Regions from separate parts of the Homo sapiens genome. Here region 2 is linked to region 1. The links are chromatin loops, found by intact Hi-C in ENCODE. Cell type or tissue: endothelial cell of umbilical vein. All regions are shown on one strand. Each heading gives the region's core, and the rest is flanking DNA. Links, peaks and the distances in the headings are about the cores only. Region 1 overlaps KCNK18 (potassium two pore domain channel subfamily K member 18). Region 2 has its middle 65 kb from the start of EMX2.

Evidence for each region. A loop is a pair of places that touch in the nucleus more often than their neighbours do. Peaks named below come from ENCODE experiments on the same cell type or tissue, not always from the same donor. Only the 100,000 strongest peaks of a DNase experiment are listed, where the experiment ranks them.
Region 2: it touches region 1 in a loop (4-fold over the local background); 16 of 110 quality-filtered maps call a loop at or near these places.

The regions. Positions count from the first base shown.
Region 1 is chr10:117,207,972-117,224,342 of GRCh38, forward strand. It overlaps KCNK18 (potassium two pore domain channel subfamily K member 18), which reads left to right. Exons shown (of 3, transcript NM_181840.1): 3 at 1,526-2,328. The coding sequence ends at 2,328. Among named protein-coding and RNA genes, the nearest start is that of KCNK18, 19 kb to the left of the region's middle. RefSeq lists enhancers at 7,882-8,399, 8,896-8,945, 8,917-9,434, 8,976-9,115, 14,731-15,231 and a silencer at 8,646-8,705. In endothelial cell of umbilical vein, for the core only: a CTCF peak has its summit at 8,816 (motif pointing right); a DNase peak (open chromatin) is centred at 8,840; H3K4me3 peaks cover 787 bases; H3K27me3 peaks cover 144 bases.
Region 2 is chr10:117,469,343-117,485,713 of GRCh38, forward strand. It overlaps EMX2OS. Among named protein-coding and RNA genes, the nearest start is that of EMX2, 65 kb to the right of the region's middle. RefSeq lists a silencer at 10,061-10,290. In endothelial cell of umbilical vein, for the core only: no CTCF peak of the experiment used is centred there; a DNase peak (open chromatin) is centred at 9,069; H3K27me3 peaks cover 189 bases.

The DNA of each region.
Region 1 (16,371 bases), core at 4,887-12,886:
CGCTGTGGGGTTTGAGGTCTGTCTGCTCCTGCCCCTCTGTAGGTGCAAGGGGAGGGGAGGGGCTCCCGACGGGGATGGAGACCTCAGCGCATCCCTTCCTTTGCTTGGCTGCCTGGTTGTCTCTGATTGAATGGTCCTGCCCCCGGATGCTCCTGAGGGTGACAGCACTGGTTGGGGACCTGAGAGTCCTGTGGATTTGACCCCAACTCCACTGTGTATCACATGTATGCTCACGGCCAAGCTACTTCGTTTCTCTGTGCTTCAGTTTCCCCACCTGTGGATGGTGATAACAATACCTCCCTATGAAGGCTGACTGACACCCAGCCCACAGGAAGTGCTCACTAGGCAGCTAAGGTCTTGAGGGTGAGGACACCACCAGTTATTAATCGCGCACTGTGTGTCAAGCACGGGCCTCATGTAATCCTCCCAGCTAGTCAATACGCAAAGTAGGTATTGTCATCCCCATCTTACAGATAAAAAAAACCTGAAAATATGAGCAGTCAAGTAATATTATCATAAATAGCAGAGCTGGGATTCAAAGCAAGGTCAGTCAGAACCTAGATGCTGGGAGGCTAATGGCTTCACTGTCATTTAGGAACATGTTTGTCTAATCTGCTAAGCCACAAATGGCTCTGAGGGCAATTGTATTTTATTCATCTTCCATCTTTCTGTTTTTCCTAACACTGTGCACACTGCTGAGCACACCATGGGAACACAATAAGTGCCTCTTAGAAACAAAGAGCTCAGTCCTCTTATGGAGGACAAGGGTAGCTTTTTTTTTTTTTTGAGATGGAGTCTCACTCTTGTCCCCTAGGCTGGAGTGCAATGGCACAATCTTGGCTCACTGCAACCTCCACCTCCCGGCTTCAAGTGATTCTCCTGCCTCAACCGCCTGAGAAGCTGGGACTACAGGCGCCCTACACCATGCCCAGCTAATTTTTCTATTTTTAGTTGAGATAGGGTTTCACTATATTGGCCAGGCTGGTCTTGAACTCCTGACCTCAGGTGACCCGCCCATCTTGGCCTCCCAAAGTGCTGGAATTACAGGCATGAACCACCACGCCCAGCCAAGGGTGGCTTCTTAAAAGCCAGCACCTTCACAGAGGATAAAGGTGGCATTGGATATGATTACAAAGCCACCCATCCTCTCTCACTTGTACTCATCCTGTCCTTCCAGGTCAGCTGAGCCCTTCCTTTGGGGGGTGCTCAGAAATGGCCAGAACAGAATCAAAGGCAATCTGTTCACCCCAAACCTGTGCTGGTCCCCTGCCAAGGACATTTCAAATCAAAGACCTGGATATCAGTTGCTCCTTATCCTAAAGGGAAGCTGTTTCACTCCTTTCCCTCCCACCAAAGCAAGCCTAATGCCAGACCAGTGGCTGAATGCTTTGAGATGAGTATTTTCAAAAACAATGTGTAAAATGTCATGCCAAGGAGGGGAGATGGCAGAAGGTCTCTTTAAAGCTTTTGGGGGGAAAAAGGGAAGGGGCCAGATGCAAACTCTAAGCTCCATCTTCTTTTTCAGGCTATGGCTACATCTACCCCGTCACCAGGCTTGGCAAGTACTTGTGCATGCTCTATGCTCTCTTTGGTATCCCCCTGATGTTCCTCGTTCTCACGGACACAGGCGACATCCTGGCAACCATCTTATCTACATCTTATAATCGGTTCCGAAAATTCCCTTTCTTTACCCGCCCCCTCCTCTCCAAGTGGTGCCCCAAATCTCTCTTCAAGAAAAAACCGGACCCCAAGCCCGCAGATGAAGCTGTCCCTCAGATCATCATCAGTGCTGAAGAGCTTCCAGGCCCCAAACTTGGCACATGTCCTTCACGCCCAAGCTGCAGCATGGAGCTGTTTGAGAGATCTCATGCGCTAGAGAAACAGAACACACTGCAACTGCCCCCACAAGCCATGGAGAGGAGTAACTCGTGTCCCGAACTGGTGTTGGGAAGACTCTCATACTCCATCATCAGCAACCTGGATGAAGTTGGACAGCAGGTGGAGAGGTTGGACATCCCCCTCCCCATCATTGCCCTTATTGTTTTTGCCTACATTTCCTGTGCAGCTGCCATCCTCCCCTTCTGGGAGACACAGTTGGATTTCGAGAATGCCTTCTATTTCTGCTTTGTCACACTCACCACCATTGGGTTTGGGGATACTGTTTTAGAACACCCTAACTTCTTCCTGTTCTTCTCCATTTATATCATCGTTGGAATGGAGATTGTGTTCATTGCTTTCAAGTTGGTGCAAAACAGGCTGATTGACATATACAAAAATGTTATGCTATTCTTTGCAAAAGGGAAGTTTTACCACCTTGTTAAAAAGTGAAGGTTTCATTATCTCTCAGGTGACAGACACTGGCTGAGCTGGTTTTCTTGTGTTGTCTTTCAGGGTCATGCAGCCTGTCACCTGAGACCTTCAGTCTTGGAGACAAATCCCTTATGAGAGCCAAGTTCAGTCTTGAGGCCCTGCAGAAATTTGGCCAATGCCCTTTGTATCAGGGCATTAGGAAAAAAAAACTATCACCATTCCCCAAAGTCCAATTAATTTATCTGTCTTCCTTTTTTAAAGCATCACCTCATGTAGATGAAGCAACCTTATGGATGTCCCTGCTTTTCTTGAAATATGAGAAACAAAACACCTTTATTCTTGGAAGTTGTACTTTTAGTTAAATTAAAATCTTCCTGAGCTGTTCTTTGTTACCTGAAAAAGAACTAGTGCGAACAACCTCTTTTCTTGAATGACTGCATGAACGCATGTAAGACCAGCCCAATCCCAGCCCCTGTAAAATACATAGATGCCGGGTGTCACCAAAATGACAAAGTAGAAGCAATCTGGCTTCACTGTCCTCCATAGAAAACTAAAAACAATGATCTAGTGCCAAGATGATAATTACCACTATCCCAGAACTCAAAATGAGGCTGTGACAAACCCTGGGGCCATAGAAAAGTGAAAAACTGTGAACAGAAGGTAGTAAAATGGACTCCTCTGTGACATCCCTTCCCCAAACTGTAAGTCACCACGCAGAAAAGTTCCCTGGACATTTCTACACTGGGAAAAATAAGATCAAGGCAGCCAGCCAGCTTCCTCATCATCTTGACTACCTACTCAGGAAAGTTTTCCTGCCTCAACCCACAGGAAGAATCACGAATACCTATAGGGTGAGGGACCCCTGAAAGCCTCTGGAGTCACATAGACAGTGGAGGTGGGGCTAGCAGCCCAGTGCGTGAAACTCTGGGGCTACTCTTCATCTCAGACAAACAAGACACTGAATCAGAGAGGTGGTTCAGCAGCATCACATTGTAAGAGGCACTCTCCACAGTCCCTCTGGGCATGAACCCCTAGTCAGCCTCCCCACAGAGCTGCAGAATCCCCTTTGATGCCCTTTATCTGTGAAAAGGCTGAGCTTTGAACTTTTGCAAGAGTCATGACAAACCTGGGCTTAGGGTGTTATTTAGTGCTGAAAAGGAGGCAGTGATCTAGAGCTAAAGGAATCAATAGGCCAAGTGCACAGAACATCTAAACACACATATGCTAAAGAGACCAAACTAACCCAGGCAGCAAAGATGAATAAATAACTAAACCTTCAATGTGAAGACATATGTGTACATGCATAAGAAACTGCTAACACCAGGAACCATGACTTCTTCAAATGGACAAAGCAAGGAGCCAGTGAGTGACTGACCCAAGCAAGATGGCAATCTGTGAGCTCTCAGATCAGGAATTCAAAATAGCAGTCTTGAGGAAACTCAGCAAACTCCAAGGTAACACAGAAAAGCAATTCAGAAACTTACCAGAGGAATTTAACAAAGAGATTAAAATAATTTTTAAAATATCAAACAAAAATCTTGGAACTGAGAAGTACGTTAGCTGAACTAAAAAACACTTCACAAAGTCTCAACAACAGAACAGACCAAGCAGAAGAAATAATTAATGAACTCAAAGACAGGCTATTTGAAAATACACAATCAGAGGAGAGAAAACAAAACAGAATGAAAGGAGTGAAGAATGTCTACAAAATCTAGAAGATAGCCTCAGAAGAGCAAATCTAGAAGTACTGGCTTTCAAGAGGGAATTGAGAAAGAGTGAGGGGGCAGAAGTCTTGTTCAAAGAAATAATAACTGTAACCTTTCCAAGTCTAGAGAAAAATATAAATATGCCAGGTACAGGAAAGTCAAAAATCACCAAAGAGATTTAACCCAAATAAAACTACCCCAAAGCATAGAATAATCAGACTCTCAAAGGTCAAGGACAAAGAGAAGATGCTAAAAGCAGCAAGAGAAAAGAAGCAAATAACATATAAAGGAGCTTTGATTCATCTGGCAACAGACTTCTCAGCAGAAAGCATACACACCCAGAGTAGGAAGGATGACATATTCAAAGTGCTGAAGATAAAAAAGACCTGTCGACTGAGAATACTGTACCCAGCAAAATGATCCTTCAAACATGAAAGAGTGATAAAGATTTTCCCAGACAAAAGCTGAGGAAATTCATAATCACCAGAACTGTCTTACAGAATTGCTAAAGGGAGTTTTTAATCTGGAAGAAAAGAACATTAATGTGCAACAAAGACATCATCTGAAGGTACAAAACTCACTGGTAAAAGTAAATACACAGACAAATTCAGAATACCCTTATACTGTAATTGTGGTGTGTAAACCATTCATTTCTCTAGTATGAAGACTAAAAGACTAAAAGACAAATATATCAAAAATAATAATTAGAACAACTTAAGAGATAGGCAATATAAAAAGATGTAAATTAAGACAATAAATAGTCAGAATATAGGGGAATGGAGTTAAAGTGTAGAGGTTTTTAGTTTTTTATTTCTTTTCTTTGTGACCAAAATTGTTATCTATTCAAATAAGATGTTTTTTGTAAACCTCATGGTAACCACAAAGCAACCACAAAACCTAACATAGATACACTAAAAATAAAAAACAAGGAATTAAAACATACTACCAGGGAAAAATCACTTGAAATACACTGATGCTGCAGAGTGGAACTGACACCTGTATTCACAGGAGCCTGAGATATTTCCAGTGGCCACATTCTGTATAGATCACTTTTCTCACTAATTAGAGTATGAATGGTGCCTCCGGAATGAGTTGGCCTCTGAAAACGTTGATGCCTAAATGAATGGATTATTACACAGGAATGCTGGCACTTGTTAGGTAGACACAATCCTAGGCTGTTCATGGATGGGTTGGCATGTGAATGGGCTGGTCTGTGTAGTAGATGCTGCAGGTGCCCTACCCATATGTCTTAGCACTCCAACTCCCTTTGCCTGATCATTTTCTCTGGCCATGAAAGCATGGACATGTGCAGGGGTAGCTAGAAGTGCCAAGGAGTTAATGCTTCTGGGAGCAGCCCTCAATCAATGACTGATAGAAGCTGGTGGATATATGGTGCCCAGCTCCCTTTCCCCTCCCATGGAATAACTCTGTGGCATGTTCGCTACTGACACTGTCTCCCCAAGTTCCCCAGTGGACTTGAGCCCCAGTTGCTCATCAGCACACCCTGTATTGACCCCCTTCATCTCCCTGTCTCACTTCTTCACTCCTTTACTTGGGCTTCCTGAGATCACCTCCAAAAGAACCACTCACTCATATCCTTGTTTCAGGGTCACTCCTGGGGACTCCAGCCTGGGAGAAGATGTAAACAAGTCAGTATGTGAACTGGTTGGCACACACATGGAATAGCACAAGTCTTTTACTATTTCCCTTGTGGGTTATTAGAAATTTTGTTTTGTTTTGTTTGCTTTGAGATGAAGTCTCACTCTGTCACCCAGGCTGGAGTGCAATGGTGCAATCTCGGCTCACTGCAACCTCCACCTCCCAGGTTCAAGCAATTCTCCTTGCCTCAGCCTCCCAAGTAGCTGGGATTACAGGTGTGCGTCACCACACCTGGCTAATTTTTGTATTTTTAGTAGAGGTTTTGCCATGTTGGCCAGGCTGGTCTTGAGTTCCTGATCTCAGGTGATCTGCCTGCTTCGGCCTCCCAGAGTGCTGGGATTATAGGCATGAGCCACTGCGCCCAGCCTAGACATGTTTTATGACTAGATCTTGCTTGAGTCTTGCAAAAATCACTCTGTGTTCTATGATTAGCAAAATCAATCAGTTCCTGGGTAAATGGTGAACATTGCTACAGGGTATAGCATACAAATTGCAAGAACCAAGAAAAAATGCCAGGAGGTTCCCATTTGAAAATAAAATAAGCACCTGTCTTTTAAATCTTTATTCATCTTAGGTCTTGGCCAATGCCCAGGCTATCTCTCAGAGGGGTCTTTCTGGATCTTTCCCCTCTTCCCTACAACTAGCAGGCTTTCTGCCCCTCCAACCCTTGAAGACCTACCTCTGGCAATGGAATTGACAAGGTATAGGCAAGAACCAGTGAAAGACACAGAGCACCAATAGTGGGATTTCAGGGAGTAGTCATAGGCACTAAGGTTTTTGTGGAGTTTCTCAGACCACATTAGCCCAATTAAGGTATAGAAAAACCTTGAACCCAGATGCAATCAACACTGGCCACTCAAGTAGGAGCCCATGATCGCACTGAAGGGCTGTTCTTTCAGTTCAACAAACATTCACTGAATGCTGGCTATCTTCCAGGCTCAGAGTATCCAAAGATGAATCAGCAGCATCTTCAGAAACACAGAGGTAAATTCATTACAAGTGGTACTGAACCTCTCAGCCACTCCCTTCTTAAGGCAATAGCAATTCCTGTTCAAATGCAAACATGGTGGTTGTCAGGGATGCACATTATGCAAATTAAAGGTCATGATTATTTGCTTATTTGCTAGCTGGAATTCTTCCATGGTTCTAAGGAAATGGTCCATTGTGCCCCCCTGCCCCTTGTTTCTTGCCCCAACTTGAGCTGTTTACTTCTGGGCCCCTGTGCAGACATGTGAATTTATTCCTTCAAGACTTTGCTCAGTGGTTCTCAACCTTGCCTGCGCACTGACACCTGGGGAGTGTCAGATATTTCATGGCATCCCCCTCCCTGCCGTCTTAGTGAGTGCAGGCTGCTATAACAAATTATCATAGACCGGGTGACTTCAACAACTCAAATGTATTTCTCATGGTTCTGGGGACTGGAAGTCTGAGGTCAGAAAGCAAGAATAGTTGGGTTCTTGGTGAGGGTCCTCTTCCTGGGAAATGCACAGAGAGTGAGGCATAAAGAGAGAAAAAGACAGAGGCCAAGACAGAGGCAGAGACACAGGCAGAGGCAGAGGCAGATCTTGTGCTTCTTTCTCTTTTTATAAGGGCATTAATCCTATTATGAGGGTTCCAACCTCATGATGTCATCTACAGCTAATCACCTCCCAAAAGTCCCACCTTCTCATACCATCACACTGGGGTTAGGGTTTTAACAAATCAATTTTGGGGAGACACAGACATTTAGTCCAAAGCACCCTCTAGGATTCCGACATTCGTCTGGGTGCCACTTGCACACTGAGGTTTTGAAAGGTCTCCCAGGTTACCCAACATGTGGTCAGAATTGAGAACCAGGGCACTAGTGGCTCTCCCAGCCTGAGGTGTCCTTCTCCCTTCCAGGCTAGGCTCACATGTCACCTCTGCTAGGTGGCATCCCCCAACTCCTGAAAGCGGTCACCCTTGTGTGCTCCATGCTCCCACTCCATCCCCTGCTACCTCTTCCTCTGTTACAGGATAACAATGTTCTCACCTGTCCTCTCCTCTCCAGACTCTGAGCTGCCCAAATAAAATGATCGTGCCTTTTTTCATCCTTATTGCTTTTTTTCCCTTTTAATCCTTGAGTCTCTACTCTGCAGCATCTCCCACATAAGGGAGGACGCTGGGTGGGACTTAGGTGCACAGAAACACCAAGGAGAGCAGCCAGCGTTTGCTGCACACCTACTTTGCGCCAGGTCCTGGGCTGAGCCTTGCGTGTGCCTCTCATCCAATGCTCCCTGCAGCCTCCCTGTGGGGACAGTTTGTGAGGACAGTAGCCTGGGAGAAGCATGAGGGCTGGGGTCCTGGGCAGGGATGCTGAAGCGGGAAAGGCCCTCCAGCCAGCGAGGCCTCCCCCAAACTGGAACTGACCCTGTCCTAATAAGAGGTAGTATTTCGTCTTCTCCAAGCTCGGTTTCTCTTGGTGATCCCAGGGGGCTGCTTCTTGCCTGGCTTGGACTCACTTGGGGGATCATCGTCAACTGCCCAGCATCACTTGGCTCCATGGGAGGGCCTGCGGGGTCTCAGGTTGGCTAAAGTCCACCTCCGGGAAGCGGGGGTCCTGGAAATTGCCCCGGAAGCTCCCAGACTCAGGAGGGGAGGGGATTTTGACGGTCACCCGCTGCATCTCCTACTTATGGGTGCAGAAGTGCCCTGCTCCGCTTGCACATCTCATCTCCAGCCTCCCGGTACCTGGACCAAAGCCTTTGGTGCGACTCACCCAGCCGCTGTGGGGGTCGTCCCGTTCAGTGGTCCACCAGCCCTGAATGCTGTATTGTTAGTGCCCTCCCCGCCTTTAGAATACGAAGAAACTGAAGATCAGGGACGGTAAGCGATTTTGTTCAAGATGACACAGCCAAAGAGATGCAGAGGGGGCGTCGAGGCGGAAGAGGGGTTCCTCGGGGAGGCCCAATCCCCGGGGACGATAGGGGCTGCGAGAGTGGGCGCTGTCAGAAGAGGGGCAGCTAGTCCAGGCCAGGCGCCCCAGGATGGGGTAGTGGCTCAGAGGTCGCGGGGTGCTGGAGCTGATGGAGGAATCCTTCCGCACACGCCCGCGGCCCCTCCGCTCCCGCGAGGTCTTGCGGCCGGGCTGCGCTTTCCCAAGCGGCCACCAGGTGGCGCGGCCAGACCGCGCAGACCCCAAGCTTTGCGCCAGCAGGTGGCGCGTCCCAAGCTCCCCGCCTTCGCCGCGAGGAAGGGTCCTCCCGGGAGCGGACATCTCCAGCCGCGGTCCCCGGGGAGGGCTCCCCCTTCCGACTCCAGTCTTCCACCGTGGACTCCTGAGAGGGGACGCCTCGGACTCTTGTTCTCACCTCCGTCCCCGGGACGGGCACTTCGCACCGCTGTCCCCGCAATCCCAAGTCCTGCCAAACTTGTCGCAGCATGCCCACTAGCTTCACCCTGGCTGCCTCTTTCCTGACCCCACAGCCTCCCTGCGGGCCTGCGGACAGACGGGGTGCAGCTCACAAGCGACGCCTGGGAGCTCCTCGTGTCCGGATGTCGCGTCCCACCTGGAGCCCCCTGCCTCGGACGCTCAGTAGCCAGGTCCAAGAATGGCCGGGATGCTGGGGCTGGGGCTTTGCTTCCTGTCTCCAACACTGCGGTGATTCTCAGCTGGGGTCGAGAACCCCTGCCTTCACCGGAGCGCTGGGGCCAGGCGAGCCCAGACAGGAAGGGGATTGGAAGGGCCTCGCGCTTCCTAAGAGGGCCAGTGAGAGAGAGGGTCTCGGACGCAGGAGACCTGGCCGCACCCCTGCCCTGCTGGGTAACCTCACGCAAGTCGAGCTCGCTCCTGGGTCTGTCCCGGGATGGGGAGGGGATGGGCAGGGGATGGGCCAAGGCAGCCCCTATGGTCCTGCCTTGTCACCAAAAGAGCAGCTGCTACTTTCATGGGCGGGAAGTAGGTGTGGCCTGTCCTTCTGGGGCACTGGCATGTGGGCTGCTGAATGCACTGCTCTGTGCTGGGCGCTGCCTCTCCGTAGGAGCGTGCCTGGCAAATGGGAGGACGGGAAGGAAGCCAATATTTAATGAGCAACTAATATGTGCAGGCTGTGTAGCCACGTCACACATTTAACCTTCTCAGGTGTGCCCGTGTGGTTCTCAGTGATCTGCCCGTCGCTCTGGCACCGTGCTGGCATGTGGTGGGCATTCGGTAAACATCGGTGCACGAATGAGTCCCTGTCACCAATCTCTGGAGTAGGTTAATATTGGTGCCTGGGTCAGAGGCTTTGCCCCTGAAGGCTTGTGCCGGAGCCCTGCTCAGAACTGCAGGAAACTTCCCTGACACTGTCCCTTCCCCAGTTCAGGTGGGCCAGGCTAAACCCCTGAAGGTGGTGCTTCAGACAGCCCCTGTGGTCCTGCCTTGTCACCAAAAGAGTAGCTGCTACTTTCATGGGTGGGAAGTAGGGGGTGATCTGACCTCCCAGGGCAGAGATATCCACTGACTCCCAGCAAGGGAGCTGTTAAGGGCAGAGATGATTTCTGATTTCCGGGAAGCTGAGGAAGCTTAGGCTCAGAGTTTCTTGCTTACTTGAAATCTCATGACCGGAAGAAACCCTGGCAATGCGCTCGCATGATTGTAGGTTTCTGTATTTGTTGGCATTGTGAAATGTGTAATTTGTTATTTCTCATTCTAAATGAATATTCATGTTCATACCTAATTTTGAATGGGCAATTTCGTAGTTTCTTTTTTTCCTTAAAGAGAGCCCCTCACATTGCATAGGCGGCAACCAGACCTGACCCACTCCTGGCCAAGAGGCATTAAACAGGAAGAAATGCTGTCCCTGGGACAGTCCCTTAAGCCAGCTGCCTGTTGCCTTTTCCAACATCCTCCCCAGGACGGAGGTCCAGCCACATTTCCATCAGGCACCAGGCCCCCTCCTGCCACATCAGCCCATCCCCACCTGGTAAAATTAACTTTAGTGTTACCGGATGGAGAGTCTTGACTGTGAGTTGTCCAGGTTCTTGGTGCGTTGAACAAAGCATTGAACAAAATGCACAAACAAAGCAACAAGAGAACGAAGCAGCCAAGGCACAGAAGGCAAGCTGAAGCAAGCGGCTCAAGAGCCCCGATTACAATGGCTTTTAGGGTTTTTATTAAGCTAGAAGAATTTGGTAACACCCCTACGTGCCCCTTAGAGGCTTCCAGTTGGTTACACCCTGTGAAGGATTGGCCCTCGACCAATCAGAGGCTGAAGTGAAGACTTCTGTCTTGTTATCAGAGCGAGCACGTGGCCTGGATGCTGCCTAATCTTGCCCAGAACCGGCTGCACCTGCTGTTCTCTTGTTTATGCCTTAAACCTTAGTTACCATAATTCCCTATTCTCCTGCCTTATTAGCATGGAGTCACAAACTAACAAGGGCTAGAAAGTGGGCTTGGCAGGGATACAGCAAAACTCCATGCCCTAGTTTCCACCATGGGTACAGCTGCCCCTTGTCCAGAGGTGTCCACAGCGTAGGTACCTGGTGGATGGGTCAAGGGGAAGGAAGTCAATGGCCAGTCCAGAAGCTTTCCCCACAGCGTCTTTTGATGTTGTGCTGACCGGGAAGTGGTGTTGTGCCCTGGTGGTCAAGACCTTTGCCTGTGGAGACATGCTGCCTGGCCAGCCTCCATGCTGGGCAGGTTTCTTGACTGACACGGAAGTGAAGTAGATAGTACCTACCTCAAAGGGTGGTTGTGAGGCCCAAATGAGATAATACATGTAAATCCTGTGGCAGTGTGCCCAGCTGTGCAAGATCTTAAAAAAAAAAAAAAAAGCCGGACGCGGTGGCTTACGCCTATAATCCCAGCACTTTGGGAGGCCAAGGTGGGCGGATTGCGAGGTCAGGGTATCGAGACCATCCTGGTTAACATGGTGAAACCCTGTCTCTACTAAAAATACAAAAAAAAAAAAAAATTAGCCAGGCGTGGTTGCAGGCGCCTGTAGTCCCAGCTACTCGGGAGGCTGAGGCAGGGGAATGGTGTGAAACCTGGAGGCGGAGCTTGCAGTGAGCCTAGATCACGCCACTGCACTCCAGCCTGGGCAACAGAGAGAGACTCCGTCTCAAAAAAAAAAACAAAAAAAACCCAAGCCATCCCCATTACTATGTTTTTTGTTTTTTGTTTGTTTTTGAAACTAGGTCTCACTCTGTCACCAGGCTGGAGTGCAGTGGTGTGATCATGGCTTACTGCAGCCTTGACCTCCTGGGCTCAAACGATCCTCCTGCCTCAGCCTCCTCAGTAGCTGGGACTACAGGCATGCCTGGCTAATTTTTCAAACTTTTTGTAGAGACAGGGTCCCATTATGTTGCCCAGGCTGATCTAAAACTCCTGGGTGCAAGGGATCCTCCCACCTCAGCCTCCCTAGTAGCTGGGAATACAGGCGTGCACCACCATGCCTGGCTACTTTTTGTATTTTTTGTAGAGATGGAGGTCTCGTTATGTTGCCCAGGCTGGTCTTGAACTCCTGGGCTCAAGTGATCCTCTTGCTTCAGCCTTCCAATGTGCTGGGATTACAGGTGTGAGCCACTGCACCTGGCCCCCATTACTGTTTAGGAGGCAGATAATGGGATGGCTCAGCTTTCTCCAGCACTCAGCTCATTGCCTTTGATGGAGGAAGAAGAGGTAAATTTCAAGGTAAGAACCTCAGGCCTGGTGGACTTAGGAGGGGTTTGCAAGATATGCTCAGTGTGGCCACCACTGAGGCCCCAGTCTTTGGGCAGAGGTAGTCTAGGCAGCCCCCACCCAGGTGGGGCACCCACAGCAGCCGGCAGTCACCACATGTTGGATGGGAGACTTTCTTCTGCAGCTCCTGCCTTGATGCTCTGGGCATGACTATCTTTCTTCCCCAGCCTGTGCTTGTCACATTCTCCTGGCTTCCCAGGCACCACATTTGCCTGGTGCTCACTCTCATCTCCCTCACCTACCCCTCCTTGTTGGCCCGTGTGTTCCATGGCTTATACCTTGGATACTCGGTCTCTTGCTCATTGATATGGTTCGACTGTGTCCCCACCCAAATCTCCTCTTGAATTGTAGCTCTCATAATTCCCACGTGATGTAGGAGGGACCCGCTGGGAGATGATTGAATCATGGGGGCAGTTTCCCCTATACTGTTCTAGTGATAGTGAATAAGTCTCATGAGATCAGATGGTTTTATAAGGAGAAACCCCTTTCGCTTGGTTCTCATTCTCTCTCTTGCCTTCTGCCATGATTGTGAGGCCGCCCCCGCCACTTAGACCTGTGAGTCCATTAAATCTCTTTTTCTTTACAAATTGCCTAGTCTCGGGTATGTCTTTATCAGCAGCGTGAAAATGGGTGAATACATCTGTCTCTGCACCCTCACCATGGTCTCATCACTCTGGTGGATAAAAAGGCTGCCTCCCTCCCTGAGTTCTCCCCAGAACTCCGGACTCCCAAACTCCTCCTGGGCACCTCTAACCCGACACATCCCAAAGCAAGCGCCCCTCCTGCCATCTCCGTGAGTGGCAGCTCCAGCAGCCCCACCCGGACTGTCTCCATTCAGCTTTCTCCTCCTGCTCTAACTTGAGGGGCGCGTGTGCAACTGTAGCCCCCCAGTCTTGCCTGTACCTCCCAGAGATGCTGATGCAGCCAGTTTCAGGTGGTGGAGCTGGGCATTTGTTTATTTTAGAAGCTCCCAGGGGACTCTGGTTATGATTTCATTCATTGACTCATTCACAGGCCTTTGTTCAGCGACTAGTGCCAGACACGGGAGTGTTATCTCTAAGGAGTGACCCGATGCACAGGCACCTGGTGGCTACTAATGCATGCTTGCAGGATGACAGTGCAGCCAATCGAGGTGCTGACCCAGACCCCTCTCCCCACAGACTGAGAGCCAATAAGACGTGCTGGGTGGAGGCTGGCGAGGTTGAGCGGCAGCCCCTGTGTTCTCTGCCCCACCTGGCTCTCTGAAAGCCAGGCACATGCTATGGCTGGCAGAGGGCTGGCCAGGGTCGAGTAGCCTGGGCAGATTGGTGGTTGCCATGGTGACTGATGTGCATCTCCATGCAGCAGAAAACTTTGAAGTTGACTTGGATGTGGGACAACAAAGGGCACTTCCATCTTGGATGCAAATTGTGGCTCCTTTTCATCCTCCCTGGCCCTCTACTCCTCTGCTTTTATTCTTGTCATTAGATCAGGAAATTAAAACCTTTCAAATGCTGTACATTCCAAACATAGGCAATTACAGACCCTGTCTCAGAGGCAAGTCCCTCCTTTAGCCTCTTCAAAAAGTAGTTGCATTTGTAGAAAAACAGAGATGACTGTGCAAAGGCCGTCAGCATTGCCTGTGTGTCTCTTCCAACAAATATTTATTTATGCAAAAAATGTATGTTGATCCAACTAATCTGTATCTGTCCAACCGATATTTATTGGGCATCTATATGTGCCAGGACTGACTGAGGTGGATGCTGGGGATGCAGTGTGCTATAAGACCAACCAGGTCTTTGCTCTCACATAGTGTATGGTCAGGACTGTCGCTCTGTGCCTCAGTTTCTCCAGTGTATAAGCCAGTGGAAGTAGCCCAGGCATTTTCATGTGGCGTTTTCTGAAACCCATGGGCAGATCGGAGTCTCTTATCCCTGATTTGGTCTGAGTAGCTTTGCTTTGCTATGTTTTATATTTGGCTTCTTATAATGTTTTGTTTGAATACAGAAGTCCATAATTAAAGACAGAAAGGGTGGGGTAGAACTGAACACCACTGACCAAGGATTCCCTAAGGTTTTTCCAGGTGGAATGTTCTGTGATGTTGCCAGCTAAGAGGACTGTAGGTTCTCTGGGCTGCTAGGCCACAACAAGGGGGCTGATATACGGGACCGGGTCAGTTGCATTTAGGATGTAAACCTGCCTGAGATGATTGACATCTGCCTTCATTTTAAATAATGCAACAAGAGAGCAAATCCTGCCATGTTTCTCACTGAGGTGACCAAGGGCTTCATTTCCAAAGGCATCTTCCCTCTCACACTCCGGATCCTACCTGGGCCTCAAGGCCCCACCATCACCCCTTGCTCCCAGAGCTCCTTCAGGGCCAGCAGCCTTCAGGGACGATGCCCTTTTCCGGGATGCCCCTGCCCCAGCTGCTCTTGATGCACCCACTCTGTGATGATGTGGGGTCCTGGCCTCTCTCTCCAGCTGGGCTGTGTGTTCTTCAAGCGTGAGGCTTGTTGAAGGGATGTTAGGTGAGGTACCGGTTGGTCTTCCTTATTCCCTGAAATGCAGGTGGGAGAAGCTAGTGGCAGCCCAGTGGGCCAGCCCTCTGCCACCTTTCCCTCCCTTCTCAGCACCCTCCCTCCTTCCTTCTCAACAGGTGACTGAGGGACACCAGGCTCTGATGACAAAGACATCCTGACTCTTTTCCAAAAGCCACATACAATGTCTGGGCAGGGAAACAAGAAGTGGGACCGTGCATTTTATGGATAATCTTTTGTTTTGAAAGCTTCAGCAAAGCACTTATTGACACAGCCAAATCAGACAACTGTCATGTGCCGCCTGCTGCCTGGGCCTGCTCCAGGTCCCAGCTGTCACTCTCCCCTAGGCTGAGCTGTCTTGTGTTTGTTTCTTTGGGATGCACATTCCTTCTCTCCCTGAAGGCTAAATTCATGCAAAGAGCAAGGAAAGCTTCGGGGCTGCAGAGCAGCTTGTATCAAAACACCCTGAGCTGTCTGAAGCCGCCCACCCTGGGGGCTGTTGGAATTTTGTTCTCTTCTCTTGTTGTCATGGGGCCTACACAGAGATCAGAGGCACCTTAGGAGCCAAGGCTGTGTCTTCCACTGCATTCCACAAGGCCCTTCAGGCCCTCTGTTAACTCACCCATCTAAGAGGTGAATGGCCCCCATTCTCCAGAATCATGGAGGAATCCCAGGACAGTGAGGACCACACACAGATGGCCTTCCAGGAGACTGGACAGCTGGGCTGACTGCAAGATGGCTGGCTCCTGGCCTTCTGTGGTGGGTGGATACTGATGCCCTTGGCCTTCAGGTGGCCTGAAGATGCCAGCCCCATTTTGCTCAGAACCCAAGGCCTCAAAATTCCCTCTTTGCACCCCTCCTTTGAGTCCACTCCCATCCTCTTTGAGCCTGAGCTGTTTGTTCTGAGCTGTGTTTCTCCCTCTTCAGGTCCACCCCACCTACCCCTGCCAGGGGATGACCCCCTCTCCATGGCTTTAATGTCCCACCCCCTACATGGAAGCCTCTCTCTTGCCCCCAGAGTATGGCGGAGCTCTGTGGACTTGAACGAGGGATTTTTTCCAGCTCTAATTGCATGTCGATTAGTGCCCAGCCCCCATGCAGTGTTAGTTCCACGAGGCAGGATGACTGATTGATTCACCACTGTGACCTCAGAGCCTAGCACAACTTCTGGCACATAATAGGTGATCAACAAAAATGAATGCATGAACAGCAGATGGCTCAAAATGAGCCTTAATTATGTGGCAGGACTACAGGATCTAGAAGGCCTTCTGGAGCCCGCTGGTGCTGGGCTGGAAAGCTGAGCCCGGGTCTGAACCTGAAAGGAGTCACCATTCACCTGGGAAAAGACCTGGGCAAGGAGGAGCCTGGATAGGAGGGGAGATGAGTCAGAACATCCTTTGCTCTGTGCCAGTCACTTTGCTATGGTCCTTACATCTTTTAATCATCACAAGACATACAAGGGAGGTGCTATTATGATCCCCAGGGCTGAGATGTGAAG
Region 2 (16,371 bases), core at 4,976-12,975, 260 kb after region 1:
AACTCCTGACCGCAAGTGATCCACCTGCCTCGGCTTCCCAAAGTGCTGGGATTACAGGCATGAGCCACAGCACCAGGGCTCTTTTCTATATGTTTACATCCTTTTGGTGCTGCTTCTCTGGAGAACCCTGACTAATTGGGTGCCCTGGAGTAGTCACCTGGGGGCCCTTCTCTCAGGCTCACAGCCTTTCCACCCTTTCTCCCACGAGGTCCTGGAGCCTCCCTGCGTAAGAGGCTCCTCTGGTGTCCCAAGGCTCCCAAAGGGGCATGGATCTGATGCCCCCGTGCCTGTGGCCACTCCTCACCCTTAAATACCCAAGTGTTCTGGGAGCTCCGCTCCGCATAGATGGGAGCACACTGCCAATCCCTGCTCCCTCCTGGCTTCACTGACCAGGAGGGAGCCGCAGATCCGATGAATATAACCCATCAGAGAGTCCTGACCTGAGTCTTGGTTGGAAGCTCATGTGAGAGATGGCAATGTTACAATTAAGTAAATGGATGACCTCAATTCGGAGACAATGTTTGTCGAATTGAATCTTCAGTGGGTTAACTTTCCTCATATGAGTAAAAATGATATTTGGGATTAAATTTTCACTGCACTGAATGCATTACTGGATTTCTGCCTCTCGTCATTAGAAAGGGGACATAACCTTCACTAAGGCGGTCTGCAGGGACCAGGATGGCTGGCATAAGTGCTGAGTGCTGACTGACCACAGGGGATTAGGGCCGAACACAACTCATTTCACACTGTAAATAAGCTGATTTGTTTTTGTTTTTAAATAAGCCTTATTAAAAACTGGCTGCCACTCACGGAGGATCTGCAGCAACATTGCAGGGCAGGGCTTTGACTTTCCTGGCTTGGCAGACACAGCAAAGCCGCTTTCAAAAAACTGCTTCTGCCTGCTTCAAGTTTGGGAATAACCCAGAGGGCCTCCCTGCTGTCCAGGTCCCTGGGGAGGTCCTGGAGCCATGGCCCCAGGGAGTGGTGGAGTGTGGGCAGCTTTGGGGCCAGCACTAAGCTGCAGAGGACACTGTACACAGGTCAGGCGGGCATGGCGGGGTCTCTTGGGCTGTTCTCTCTGCAGTGCATCAGCCTTTCCTCCTTAGCTCCTCCAAATGTATTCTGGAAATGTGCGGAAGTTCTTTGGAGCCCTTCAGATCTGTAAAGTCAAAACTATTTTCATAAGAATATAATGATGTTGCCAAGTGCGGTGGCTCACATCTGTAATCCCAGCACTTTGGGAGGCCGAGGCAGGAGGATCACTTGAGATCAGGAGCTTGAGACCAGCTTGGCCAACATGATGAAACCCCATCTCTACTAAAAATACAAAAAATTAGCCGGGTGTGGTGGCACATGCCTGTAATCCCAGCTACTCGGGAGGGTGAGGCAGGAGAATAGCTTGAACCCAGGAGGTGGAGGTTGCAGCGATCTGAGATTGCTCCATTGCACTCCAGCCTGGGTGACGATGAGACTGAAACTCCGTCTCAAAAAAAAAAAAAAAAAAACATAAAGCATATGATGATGTTATTTGCCCTTTTCCCTTTCATTTTGTCACAAGTGTGCAGTGGAGGTTTTTGTGGCCTATGTGACATGGGATGATGTCATCACTCTGGTGACGGATGGAAGTTACACCTGTGTATTCTTGTTGGTTAAATATTTCTCAGTTTTTATTTAGCATATGGAAAATATCGATAGCTATAAACCACATAAACATGAGCTCTTTGGAGTTCTTAATTATGTTTTAAGAGTATAAAGAGGTATTGAGACCAATAAGTTTGAGAAACTTGTTCCAGATTTTTTCTTTCTTTCTTCAAGATAAAGTGTCATATGCATTGTGATACTTATATACTCTCTCACCACTGAACATGTGCAAAATTGTGCTATGGTTATTATTAGATTCCTATCTTTTCAAAATATGTAAATGACAGTCTTTGAATGTTATGGGTCAACTCTATTATTCCCATGAACCCTGTGATTTTCATTGTGCAATTTAAAAAAATTATTTGTGATTGTGGCAAAATACACCTATTATAAAATTTACTCTCCTAACCATTTTTAAGTGTGGAGGTCAGTGGCATTGTGTATCTTCACACTGTTGTGCAACCATGACCACCACCATCTCCAGAAATTTCTTCTTGCAAAACTGAAACTCTTTACCATTAAATGGTAACTCCTCCTTCTCCTCACCTCCAGCCCCTGGCAACCAGCATTCTATTTTCGGTCTGTGGATTTCGCTTACCTCATGTAAGTAGAAATAGACAGTATTTGTCTTCCTAGATCTTTCTTGACTCCCCCCCACCTGCAAAACTACCTAGCCTCAGGGTCCTGGGGGATGATGCAATACCAGAGCTGAGAGCTCTTGTCTTGTAAAGATGTGTCACCATGCTCTTCCTCCATGTCACTTGTGTTGTGATGGCCAGTCTTGTTGGCATTGGCATGTTGGAAAGATCATAGACCTTGGACAGGGCCAGTTTTAAAACCTGGGTCCTCTGCTTTTGAAGCTATGTGACCTTTGCATAGGACTTAAACGCTTTGAGCCTTAGTTTCTTCATGTCTACAATTAGGATACAGATCCCCTCATTGGGGTGGTTGTGAGGATTAAAAAAAATGTGTGGAGGAGAAGGCAGGGGCCTTCCATGCATGGTCCATGGTTGCCAAAACCCTGCAGTGAGGGAGAGGAGGCCATAGGTGGGTGAGGAGATGGCAGGAGCTCAATTTGCCAAGTGTAAAGTGGAAGGTGAGGAGTCACATCACGGAGGGACTCACGGCTACTTGGAGAGACTGGACTTTTTTCTGAGGGCAATGGGGAGCCACTGAAGGTTTTAGGCAGAAAGAAGACCGCCAGATTTGCATCTCAGGAAGGTCATTCTGTCAGTGTGTGGAGGACGCATTGGTGGGGGACATAGTGGGAGATCAGTGGGGACGCTGCTGCAGTGGCCTCGGTGAAAGATGGCTCAACACAGCAAAACACCAGAGATAGCCCTCGAAATGCCTTTATTCTTTCCTCAATGTTTCTGTTTCCTGCTTCACCTTTCCTCTCTCTTCGAATCTACAGTCTCTAGAAACTTCTTTATTATCCCAAGCAACCCCACTTTTGCTCTCAGCTGTCACCTCTTCTCAATGTCAGAGAAATGGTTGGCTGGATATAAACCATCTCTTGCTCCTCACGGGCGGCTCCCTGAGGGTGTCTCCCCAAGCTCACACCCTCTGCTCCAAGAACTTATCAATTCCCCAAAGCAGTCAGCTATTGTGAGGAGGTCTCTGAGAAGAGACGGGGAGCTGATACATTCATTCCACATTTGCTCCTGGTTTTTCCTGTTATCAGTAATGCTCCCCGCATTTTGGCAGATGGATCATCACCTCGAGAGAGGATCATTAGAGCACAATGAAGAGAACAAGAGCTAAATGTTTGGCTTTGAGTATTGAAAGCCAAGATCCAAGTATGGAATAAAAGATCTGGAAAACTCTGATTGCCACAAGCCCGTTCCCCCTGCTCTTGGAGAGGAGATCAAGTATGCCTCAGCAAGGGGTAGGTGGAGGGCAGGGCATGGGAACACAAGGCTGTAGCTATCTGAGGGCTCCTCCTCTGTGGGCTGAGCCCCTGTGTATTTTTTTTTTTTTTTTTTGAGCAGGGAGAGGTGATGCAGGGGGATTCAATGGGGCCTTGAGATAGGTTTGGGGAGCTGAGGGGCAGAACCACAGAATGAGCCTCTGTTCAGCGTGATGTGAAGTGGAAGAAATATTTGCATAGTTAATGATAACAGGACCAGATGCCGCTCATTCTGACCCCCTTGAAGACGAATGGAACAGAGAACAATTTCATGTACTATTTGGGATGTTTCTCTTGCAAGTAACAGAAAATACCCCTCCTGTTGACTTAAATGAGAGAGTTTATTGGCTCATGTAAATGAAAAATGCAGGGATAGGGCGGTCTTCAGGTGCAGTTTGATTGAGATGTTTCACAACAGCATCAGTGCGTGGCTCCATTTCTCTCCCATTCTCCTGGTTTTGCACTTTTCCCCATGTAGGCTTTGTCTTCAGCTCATGGTAGCCAGATGCCACACGTTTCCTTGCTTGTATCTTGGGGGAAACAGAAGAGAAAAAGATTGCATTTCTCTCCGTCTAATTATTGGACAAAAGTCCTGAATTTTGCTCTAATTGGACTAACCTGGGTCATAGGACTTGAGCCAATGTATGGCCTACCATGAATGAAGGGGAGAGGTTGAGGGGGGTGAGTTCCTGGAGGTGGGCAGGGGCCACATCTGGGGCGGGGACTGGATAGCCAAAGTAGGGTCTGGACTCTATTCTAATGGCTTGGAGGAGCCAGTGGGGATGGAGCAGGGGTGTGATATAATCTAATTTACATTTTTAAAAGAACACTGTGCTAAGAGTGGAGAATGGATTAAATGAATGAAGCTTTTTGGTGTGGAAAGAAGTGAAAACTTTTTGCTACTTACAACCCCTGCTTCTTTTTAAGGAGAGTAGAGTCCATTGTATGAAAGACCCTTTTGTCTTGCTCTTACAAAATCTGAGAGTAAGGGCTGGGCAGAACTGAATTTCACTGTGCAAGAAAAGGGAATAATTTTTTTTTTTTTTGAGATGGAGTTTCATTCTGTTGCCCGGGCTGGAGTGCAGTGGTGTGATCTTGGTTCACTGCAACCTCCTCCTCTCAGGTTCTAGAGATTCTCCTGCCTCAGCGGGCTGAGTAGCTGGGACTACAGTTGCTTGCCACCACACCTGGCTAATTATTATTATTATTTTTGTATTTTTGGTAGAGTCAGAGTTTCACCATGTTGACCAGGCTGGTCTTGAACTCCTGACCTCATGTGATCTGCCCACCTTGGCCTCCCAAAGTGCTGGGATTACAAGCATGAACCACCATGCCTGATGGGAAATAATTATTATTGTTGGAAGTTGTTCTTCTGAGAAAGAGGACAGAGTTGCGGGGAGAGAAACAGATGAGGCCAGGCATGGTGGCTCACACCTGTAATCCCAGCACTTTGGGAGGCCAAGGTGGGTGGGTCACCTGAGGTCAGGAGTTCAAGACCAGCCTGGCCAACATGGTGAAACCCTGTCTCTACTAAAAGTACAAAAAAGTTAGCTGGGCATGGGGGTGGGCATCTTAATCCCAGCTACTGAGGAGGCTGAGGCAGAATAATTGCTTGAACCTGGGAGGTGGAGATTGCAGTGAGCCGATATTGCATCACTGCACTCCAGCCTGGGCAACAGAGTGAGATTCTGTCTAAGAAAAAAAAAAAAATGGATCTAGTTAAGATCAGAAGTCTAGGGCTTCCATTTCAGAAATGTTTGGGGAGGGGCCATAGGAGATGGAGGATGGGGATGGATCCCTAATGAACAGACTAATGCCATCCTGAGGGAGTGAGTGCGTTCTCAATCTTCCAGGAATGGATTAGTTCCTGCAAGAGCAAGTAGTTAAAGAATCTGGCTTCCCCAGTTTCATTCTTTTTCTTGTCTTGTGATCTCTTTGCACTTTTCCTTCCCTTCTTTCCACCATGAGTGGAAGCTACCTAAGGCCCTCACCAGATGCAGCAGCCCAATCTTGGACTTTCCAGCCATCAGAATTGTGAGCCAAATAAACCTCTTTTCTTAATAAATTACCCATCTTCAGCTATTCTGTGATAGCAACACTAAAAGGACTAAGACGGGGCATTTTTAGAAACTGGTTTATTGAACTTTGAATTTTAAGTTGTATGTGTCCTAAGATGTGAGTCCTTCCAGGTACACTAAAGTTTCAGTAGTCTGTACACTATGAATAACTGTATGTGAGGAGGGTGTGTACATGTATGTATTATAGAAAAGGGCACAGTCCCAAGTCTAGGTTAGTGTGGCACAGGCCACAACAGCATGTGTGGGATTACGAAATGAACCCAAATGGAATGATTTCAGGCCCCTGCCCACCTCCAGGAACTCATGCCCCTCAACCTCTCCCCTTTATTCATGGTAGGCCATACTCACATTGGCTCAAATCCTGCGACCTAGGTTGGTCCAATTAGAGCAAAATTTAGGACTTTTTTCCAATAATTAGAGGGAGAGAAATACAATCTCTTTCTCTTCTGTTTGGAGCTACAGTAAGGAGCTTGAAGTGACTTTAAAACTATCAACTCCCCCACTTCTCACCCTGCATCAGGAGCTTCCAAAACCCTGGGTGAGGCAATGGCTTAGGGAAATTCTGTAGAATGGAGATTGGAAGTGCTATTACTTAGAATTTAGGAGTAAATCATCACCGGCTGACATCTCAGTTGTAAATGCTTTAGAGTTTATAAACTAATTTTGTATGTTTTATCTAAATATAAAGTGAAATCCAAAAAAAGGCCTTCCCTGAGAAATTACCACCCTCTGGTTTTGGAGTTGAAGACTTATTCTGAAGGGGTGTGAATTGCAAGATCTTTCTGAGATGCTATCTGGCAGTGTCTACTGCAATTTGAACATAGGTTTCCTCTGTCGCGTAAATCTTTTAGACCACTTTTAGAACTTTGTCCTACAAAATAAAACTGCCAGTACAGCAGGAGAGATGCACAGTAATTATTACAGGGTCATTTATAATAGTAGGAAACACACCAACAAACCAACAAAAATCCCTAAACCTGAAACAATTTGAATGTCCATCAACAGAAGACTGGTTAATAAAATCATGGCACCTCCACACAATAGGATGCTATGCAGCTGTTAAAAAAGAGTCAGAGCCATATCTCCTGAGCTGGAACAATGGCCAGGATATATTGTTAAATTTTTCAAAAGCTAATTGCTTGTCCCAGTTTTGTCTGGGGGAGAAAAGCCAATAGGGGAATGTGTATTCATAAGCATTACATTAAAAAAGCATGAATAAAAAAATCAATGATACACATCAAAATAGTAATCCTGAGAGTGGTGGGATTAGAAGGAAAGAGGAGAAGACCGTGAACTTTAAAATCTATATATTCCTATATAAAACTTTATATAGTGTGTGATTTGGTTCTATATTTATGCAATAAAGTAGAAAAATTTCCAACTTACTCTGAGGAGGAGCTGCCATTCCAAGCAGTGGGAAGTATGTTTCAGAGCTCTGTGGATGGCTGCTATTTTTCTCAGGGTCAAATCAGGACATCCAAATACCTGATTCTTTGCTCAGCCACCCAAGAAACATCTTCTGCACAACAGCGTGTGCGTGTGTATGTGTGTGTGGGTGTGTGGGTGGAAGGGGGGGCATACCTCCAGCCAGTCCCTATAAACCCCTCATCTCACACATCTTAATCCACAAAACCTCCAGGATAACCAAAAACAAACAAACAAACAAACAAACAAAAAAACATGGGTGGGGGTGCAGAACCACTGTTGGGAATGGAGTTCTAAAATGGAGGCTGAGTTTCCACACACAGAGGAAGTAGGTGGAAAATTTGACAAAACTCTGGAGATGGCTGGCAGAGACCCAGGAAAAATTAAATTATCTCCAGATTTGAGTTTTTCTGGTAGAGGCTTAAAATCTCCTCATCCCGTTGCATGGGGAGCACAGCTGGCAAAGGAGTGTTGTCCAACATTGGCCCCTGCTGGATTCTCCACTTCCTGTCCCTCCACTTCCTGTCTCTCTGCTTCCTATCTCTCCATTTCCTGTCTTTCTGCTTCTTGCCTGACTTGCCTCTCCTTAAGTATCCTAACCCGCTGCTCAATGCTCTGGGGCTGGCCTGGGAGTCCAGATGGCTCTGGGTCTCAGCCCCAGTAGAGTTGGCTCCTTTGTGGGAGAATTGTGCCCAGGTGGCCCCACTCTGGCTCCGCAGAACAACATCACTTGGCGTTTTATCAATGGATTACTTTCCTGGTTTTGTTTACTCTTTCCTTCTCTTTTTAGCACCAGAGTGAGGAGAGGCTAGGAGGAAGAGGAGACTTTGAGAAGCTGCTTCTTTGCCAGGTGAACTAGGACTTGGACTGGAAGGGAAAGTGAGTTTTCTCAACCCTGCAGGCTTAATAGGAGGCAACTGGACACTGTCTCTTCTGGTGCCTGCCAGGAAGGTTTCTAAATCACACTCCCTGGGGTCCCTGGACAGAGCCTCAGCAGACTCAGGCTTGGGTCATTCAGCATAAAAAAATATGAAATGAACAATGACTTTCTGCAAATAAATGGCAATGTTCCATTGGGGAAAATTTATTTTCCATTTAAAAGCTAATGAAAACCAGTTATGGTGAAAAACCCAGCCAAAGAAAGGATTGAGGCTTTCTTTTCTTCATGAGGAGAATAATGCCAAATTCTGGCTGGTTCTTTGTGGAATCCAGATCTCAGGGAGAAGAGGGGCTGGGCCATGTGGAGTCCCTCAAACCCTGGTTGGAAAATGTGTCTTGGGGTCAGACAGGAAGCTTGATGGGGTTGGCAAAGGCTGGGGGGAGCCCAGGAAACATGCTCACTCTTCTGAGGGGGTGTGGGACACGCCTGAGCAGAGGAGAATTCTGGAGCATCTAAATATAGCATGAAAGGCAGAGCCCAAGAGCCCGAGACAGGAACTCAGTGGATTTAATACATCTGACACTTTCTCAGCTGTTTCTTTTTTAGTTTGCCCATGCTGAGGTGGAGGCAGGGAAATCCAAGACTGAGTCTGAAATGCTCCAGGTTTCATGTGCCTTGTCTGTGGCTTAATTTGACCATTGCCTTTTCCTATCAACATGCTACCTTCATCTGAGCATTGGGCCTAACTGGAGTGCCCTGCCTCTAGGAACCTTGTTGGCTCACCCTACCCATGTTCTTCTCTCCCATGACTCAGAGCCCTGACAATATGGTTTACTTCTACTGACCTGTGATCTTTCAGATGCTCTCTTCCCTGCTTAACAACCTTCAATGGCTCCCTATTGCCTCCAGAAGTTCTATTTTTTAGGTTTCTGTTCAAAGCTCTTGCTTCTGCCTCCCTTCGCAGCTACGTCTCCCACCATTACCTTGAAAACCTCTTAGATTTTAGAATTGAGCAAATAGCTCATGCCCCCTGTGTTCTTTTATACCCAGGTGTTTTGCATATACTAGTCTTGTTCCAGGAATTCCTTGCCTTGCCTGGCCTGCTGGAGGTTGAGTCATTTAAGAAGCAGCTCAGACACTATTCTTCCCTGACCACAACTTGCTCTGAAAAGTCAGTCTGAAGCTCCCAAGGCAACGTGTGTAGGCTCTAGTTAGAGCACTTTGGACACCTAGTGGTGATTATTCAGACGATGGACACATTCCAGAGTCTAAGGTTCCTCGTCTGCAAAATGGGGATACTAGGACCTCCTGCATGAGAGTGGGTTAGGATTACAAATGAAACAAAGCATGCAAAGCCCCTGGAAGCCCTCAGTTGCTGAGTGGAATTATATTATTAGACGGTAAACATTTTGAGGACAGGGACAGTGTCTCATTCATTTTTGTATCCTCGACTCCTAAGGCAGAAGTTGGTTGGAGAGTTTTGCTGTGCTTGTTTGTTGAAGAGAGGGATGGCTGTCTTGTGGTGTGTTATTTGTCTCTCTCTCTCTGGGTGCGTGTCTCCAACTAGGTCTGAATCCTTCCTGACGATTCTTATCCTCTTCCCCCCACAACGCATGGCTTACTGCAGGGGCTCAATGAACATTAGCCCAGCAAAGAGAGGCAGGGAAGGGGAAAGAGATGAACATCCTAGTGCTCCCTTGGAAGGCTCCTCTTCCCCTCCTCAGACACCTGGGGAGGCACCGTTTCTTCTCTCCAGGGAGCCAAGGCTGGGGACAGTGACCAGCCCTCCTAACCAGGGCTTTGCTTGGTTCTGTGGGGGAATGAGAGGGCCCCTCAGATTTTTTTTTTTTCTGAGATGGAGTCTCACTCTGTAGCCCAGGCTGGAGTGCAGTGGTGTGATCTCAGCTCACTGCAACCTCTGCCTCCTGGGTTCAAGCGATCCTCCTGCCTCAGCCTCCTGAGTAGCTGGGATTACAAGTATGCACCACCATGCCCAGCTAATCTTTGTATTTTTAGCAGAAATGGGGTTTTGCCATGTTGGCCAGGCTGGTCTCGAACTCCTGACCTCAAGTGATCCACCTGCCTCGGCCTCCCAAAGGCTCATGCTGGGATTACAAGCGTGAGCCACCGCAGCCAGCCCCCCTCAGATGTTTTGAGTCTCCAGCAGGATGAGACAGAGGCAGAAATGGCAAGTGGCAAGGAGGCACTTCCTCAAAAGGCAATGGTGCATTTAATCTTTAGCAAGAGAGCAGCCTCCTCTGTGCCCGCAAGCCACCAAGCATTGTGTGTGCATTCTCTTGTTGACTCTCACAAGTCTAGTGGGGCAGGCACTGTTATCCTGCCCATTTTACAGATGAGGAAACAGGCTCAAAGAGTTCAAGAGGCTTCCCGAGGCCAGCTTGTTTATAGAGGGGCTGGGAGTTGAGCACAGGCCAGCCTGAATCTATAAATTGGGCACATAGATGCCAGGTATAGAGCAAAAGGAAGGCATTGTTATACCACGTGTGGATGTACCATGCAGATGGCAAGGGCTTTAACCTGAGCTAGCCAGTTTACCCATCTGGTGGTGAGGGCTTTAACCTGAGCTTGTCCATTCACCAGTCTGGTGGTGAGGGCTTTAACCTGAGCTAGCCCATTCACCCGTCTGGTGGTGAAGGCTTTAACCTGAGCTAGCCCATTCGCCAGTCTGGTGGTGAGGGTTTTAACCTGAGCTAGCCCGTTTGCCCATCTAGTGGTGAGGGTTTTAACCTGAGCTAGCCTCTTTGCCTGTCTGGTGGTGAGGGTTTTAACCTGAGCTAACCCGTTTGCCTGTCTGGTGGTGAGGGTTTTAACCTGAGCTAGCCCGTTTGCCCATCTGGTGGTGAGGGTTTTAACCTGAGCTAGCCCATTTGCCCATCTGGTGGTGATGGCTTTAACCTGAGCTAGCCTGTTTGCCATCTAGTGGCTCCAGGGAGGTTCTTTCCAGCTCACAGAAGAAGAAAAGGGGATTTGCATCAGGTGGACCTGTTGCAGTCCAGCCAGCTGCATCCAACCACAGTGTCTTCCTTGCAGACCAGGCATGACCTCCCAGGTCCTGGTAAGCTTGTCTTTAGGAATCTGACTCCCACCACCATCCCAATCACCTCTGAGAGTGCTCACCTGCTTCCACCTCTCCAGGCTGAACCCAAAGATACAAGCCTCACCTGCAGCCAGAAGGGACTTAGGAACCCTGAGTTTCTCTGGCTGAGCTGCAGGCCAGCAGCCTTCTGGGCTGGGGCCCCTCCTTGAGGTGGGTCTCGGCCACATGACTCCAGGCATCTCCATCCTCCCTCCTAGGCACAACGACTTAGTTCCATCATGGGGCTTTGATCTCGGGCTGATTCTTCCTCAGGGGTCACAGTGCATGGGCTCCAGAATCTGTCTGGGGGTGTCCTGCCCAGTGCTGGGGACCAAACTGAGCCCTGGATGAGCAGGTGCTTCCACTGGACCCCCAGGTACTGTTTTCAGAGTGGCTGCCCTGCGATGTGTCCTTAACGAGGTGAAACTCTCCCTGTGGTGCTGGTGGCTGGGAGGGAATTTTACCTGTGGCCTCTGTTTGGAGGTTTGAGAATGGGCCATGTTTACTTTCATTAAAATTTTTAAAAAGTATATCTGGGTGTTTGAGACTAGGGGAAGGGGATATTGGGGCAAAAGGAGAAGGACAGATTATCATAGAATGGCAAGGGAAGCCCCTTGAATACCTTTGCAAAGTTTAAAGTGTACAGGAAGAGGCTGGGTGTGGTGGCTCACACCTGTAATCCTAGCACTTTGGGAGGCCGAGGTGGGTGGATCACTTGAGGTCAGGAGTTCAAGACCAGCCTTGCCAACATGATGAAACCCCATCTCTACTAAAAATACAAGAATTAGTCAGGCGTGGTGATGCATGCCTGTAATTCCAGCTACTTGGGAGGCTGAAACACCAGAATCATTTGAACCTGGGAGGCGGAGGCTGTACCCCAGCTTGGGCGACAGAGTGAAACTCTGTCTCAAACAAAGCAAAACAAACAAAAAATAAAGTGTACTAGAGGAACACAGAGCCAGTTAGCTGCTCTGAGCCGCCTGCTCTGAGCCCCACCTGGGACTCAGTGATGGAGGGGTGGCCTGAGGACCGGCTAGGCAAGGAGTCCGGCTTCCACAGCTCCCCTTTGTGTGATAGCTGGGGGTTAGCTGGGAAGTCCCCTATTAGGGCTGGGACCCCAGGGCCCATCCCAAAGCCAACCCCTCCCATTCTAGAGGAGGAATCTGAGGCCCAGAGAAGGGAGAGACATTCTGAGGTCACTCAGGCAGGTGAAGCCAAGGCTGGCTCAGACCTGGGAGTCCTGCCTGTCATCATGATACTCTCTCTAATGCCTTGAACCATGCCTGAAGGTGGTGAGTGAAGATGATAAATGATGAAGATGATTAGTAAAGAAGACTCTTGGCCGGGCACAGTGGCTCACACCTGTAATCCCAGCACTTTGGGAGGCTGAGACAGGGGGATCACCTGAGGTCAGGAGTTTGAGACCAGCCTGGCCAACATGGTGAAACCCTGTCTGTACTAAAAATACAACAATTAGCCAGGAGTGGTGGTGGGCACCTGTAATCCCAGCTACTGGGGAGGCTGAGGCAGGAGAATCTCTTGAAGCTGGGAGGCAGAGGTTGCGGTGAGCTGAGATCATGCCATTGCACTCCAGCAGCCTGGGTGACAAGAGCAAAACTCCGTCTCAAAAAAAAAAAAAAAAAAAAGACTCTTCACCAACAGGTTGGGAGTTAAAGGTCAAAGGTCAAATTATCATCAGGATGCCACTCCCATTCCAAGTCCAGTGACTCAGGTCAGGGGATGACAGATCCACACTGTAGAGAGTCATGGAACATGCCTTCTCCTGGTTTCAACTGCTTGTTGTGAAACACTTTCACAGGGGCATATTTCCCTGGGCATGGGGCTACTTTCCAGAACTTCACAGACACTTGAATCTTCTGGACAAGTGCGTTTCACAGTGAGAGAATTCTGGGACTTTGCCTACTCTCCCAGGTAACAGGATCATGGTCACTCTTGGGCCTCCGTGTGGGTCAATGTTGAAGAGAGATGCTAGACAAAGCATGCAGGCCTAAAGGCAAGGATTTCTAGAATTTCAAGGGCAGAGGGCAGGTAAGAACCTGGGTTCCAGGGAGGGAGGGAGGGAGGGCAGGTGGGCAGTGGTGGCTAGGGAGCAGAGACCAGCCCAAACAGGAATGAAGTAGGGTCAGAAGATTCCATGTGCTGGAGATGGGGACACACGTTCCCCATCACATACATTCTGGATGAGAGGGCCCACTGGCAGAACCTCTTAGGAGGGCACTGTGGCACTATCTAACAGAAGCTAAAGGGCACATACCTGTTGGCCCAGCAACTCCACTTAAAGGTATTTATCTGACACACTCCCACATGTGTGCAAAGAGGTATTCAGAAAGCATTCTTTATTTAGGTGAGAAATGAGATATCTCATTAGACCACCTCACTGGGGGACTGAGGCATCAGTCATACAGTAAAATGCCAACATGTGAGCCAGTCGAAAGAATGAGGTGGCCTCATGTAGGTGGATCTCTAACATATATTAGGTTGAAAAGCAGAGCAAGTGAATGACAAGGTGCAGGATAATACGCATAACATGCTCACATTTGAGTAAGAAAATCCTATTAATGCGTGTGCTTGTGTATGCGTGGAAGCGCTTCTGGAAGGACATCGAAGATGCTGGGGAGAGTGATTGCCTCTGAGAAGATAACTGGGAGGCTGGGGTGCCAGGAGGGAGGAAGATGTGCTTCTCACAGTATGTCCTTGGATTGCTTACATTACCATGTTCAGTGCACAATGTATCAGATCCTTCTTTCATGCCCCCTCCCCTGTCCCCCGACAGCTGCAAGACAGGGAGGGAGTGATGGCCTGAGCTAGTGAGACCTGAAACACAGGGCCTGACTGATGGCCCCAAGGTGAGGGTGTGGGTGAGGACACACCCAGCGTGCCAGTGTCTGTTTTGTGCTGATGAACAGATTTGTCATTGGCACTTTTGCAAAACTGCAATGAAATTCTGGCTCAGGGCACAATCACCCAGCTGGGGCCCCGAGGCTTTTGGAAGTCACCCGTGGACAGCTTGTCAGCAAATCTTTATGGAGCAACAACTCTGTGCTAGGTGCTGAGTACACAGTGATGAGCAAAACATGCAAAGACCGTGCCCTCTTCAACTTGGATGGCCAGTGGGGATTAGGAAAACAAATAAGTCAACAAACCCACAATACCATCAGTGTTGTGTTCAAGTAGGCTATGCAGAGGGACAGGAGGGCCTGAGGGCTGCTTCATACAGGGTGAGGATGGAGGGGTTCTGAGGAGGGATGCCCAGGCTGAGACCCAAAAGGTGAAAATGAGCTGATAGGGAGAGGTGGGTGGCAGCCAGGAGTGAGTAGAATTACAGGTGGAGGGACCATGTTGGGAGGCTCCACGGAGGACAGTCTGGAAGGACTGAAGGACAGCCAATGTGGCCAAAGAGTAGTGAGTGTGAGAGAGGGGGAGCCAGGTGAGGTTGGTGGGGAGGCGGTAGGGACGCCACGCTCCTGCTGCCCTGACTGTGGGGCACAGGGTGGCAGTCAGGCCTGTGGGTCACCCACCTTCTCAGGGGCTGGCATTTGCCTTTTCTTGCCTTGCCCTTTCAGTTGGATGCAACCACTCCATGACTCCAGTGGAGGATGAGACCCTGGGATCAGTTCCTGCCCTGGCCACAGGCTTTGCTCACCCTATGTTCTAATGATCAGTATTTCTGCAGTAACATCTTGCAGAAATAGTTTTAGTTCACCCATGCTGAGGTGGAGGCAGGGAAAACCAGGACTGAGTTGAAAATGCTCCAGGTTTCATGTGCCTTTTCCGTGTTCTAGGTGATCAAGATTTCTGCAATAGTATCCTGCAGAATTAGGTGGTGTGGACAAGGGGGCTTCAGGGTGCATCAGGCAACATTATGTTTGGCTGCATGGGACAGAAAATGCCAGATCATGTAGCTTTAAGAAGATAGAGTTTTATTTTTTGTAGATAAACAAAGTTTGGAGGTAAATCTAGACCCTTGAATTAGTCCTAGATCATCCATAAGAAGCTACCACATGGCCCAAGATGGCTGCTCAAATGCCAGCAGTTGCATCTACATTTCAGACAGGAGGAGGAATGTGTGGGGAAGAGAAGGGCACACTTCTGTTTAAGGTCCCTTCATGGAAATCGTATATGATTTACTTCTGCCTGTATTTCATTGTCCAGAATTTATCCCAGGGCTGCCCCTAGCTGCAGGAAGAGCTGGGAAAGGTAGTTTTTATTCTGGGTGGCGATGTGCCAAGCTAAAGACATCAGGGGTTCCATGTTAAAGGAGGAAGAGGGAAATGAAGAATGCCAGACACAGCATTTTCTGCCACATATGATCAAATAAATTTGAGAAATACTTGGTTAAACAAAATGAAATAGGCTTCTTCACTGCAGAATGTCTCAACCTTTAGTGCGCTCATGGACATTGCTAATCTGTAAAAGAGGCTGTAGTAGTATGTAGCCTTTCCAAAATGTATTAAATGATAGAATTGGTGTGTGTGTGTGAAGCACCTTACGGAATTGGTGTTCTGCAGAGGCTATTCAGGTAAACGTAGTCCTTGATTATAGAGTTCAAAAATAACCAAGCTAGGCAACATGCTTTCATTTTAAAGACTAAATGCCATTCCTTCAATCAGCCTAGACCACCTACCCTGGAAACGACAGGCCCTGGGCCAAGTGCTGGGATATATGGCTGAGTCATGATTCCTGCTCTCAATAAGTTCAAAGTCAAGAGAGACACATTCTCAGCAAAATAATGACAAGAAATGCCAGAATAGAACCTGGACTGGAAGAATGTGACATTGGCCTGCAGAATCAGGTGGCTGGGGTGGAGGCTGTGGACAGCATAGAGTGGGGTGGGCGGAAAAGGGTTGGTGCAAGGCAGTGAGTCTGGAGGGGTGAGTGCAGCCAGTGGTGAAAAGCCTCAAGTGCTGTGCCAAGGATGTGTGCCTTCTCGTTGTGGCACCTGGAAGGAGACTGCGGGGTGCAGAAGGGCCATGTACCAGGGAGTGGATCGTGATCTTTCCTCCTCCCTGGCTCCCAGCCTGCTGCCCGTATGAAGGGCTTCTTCCTGTCCCGACACAAGACAGTGAATTGGTCACCAGAACACATAGCCCTCCTCCCGTTGCAAAGCTCTGTCATCTCCTTTCTCTTACATTGTCACAAGAAGCCTTAGAAGTGGAGCAGGCCGGGCGTGGTGGCTCATGTCTGTAATCGCAGCACTTTGGGAGGCCGAGGCAGGTGGATCACCTGAGGTCAGGAGTTTGAGACTAGCCTGGCCGACATGGTGAAACCCTGGCTCTACTAACAATACAAAATTAGCTGGGCGTGGTGGCAGGCACCTGTA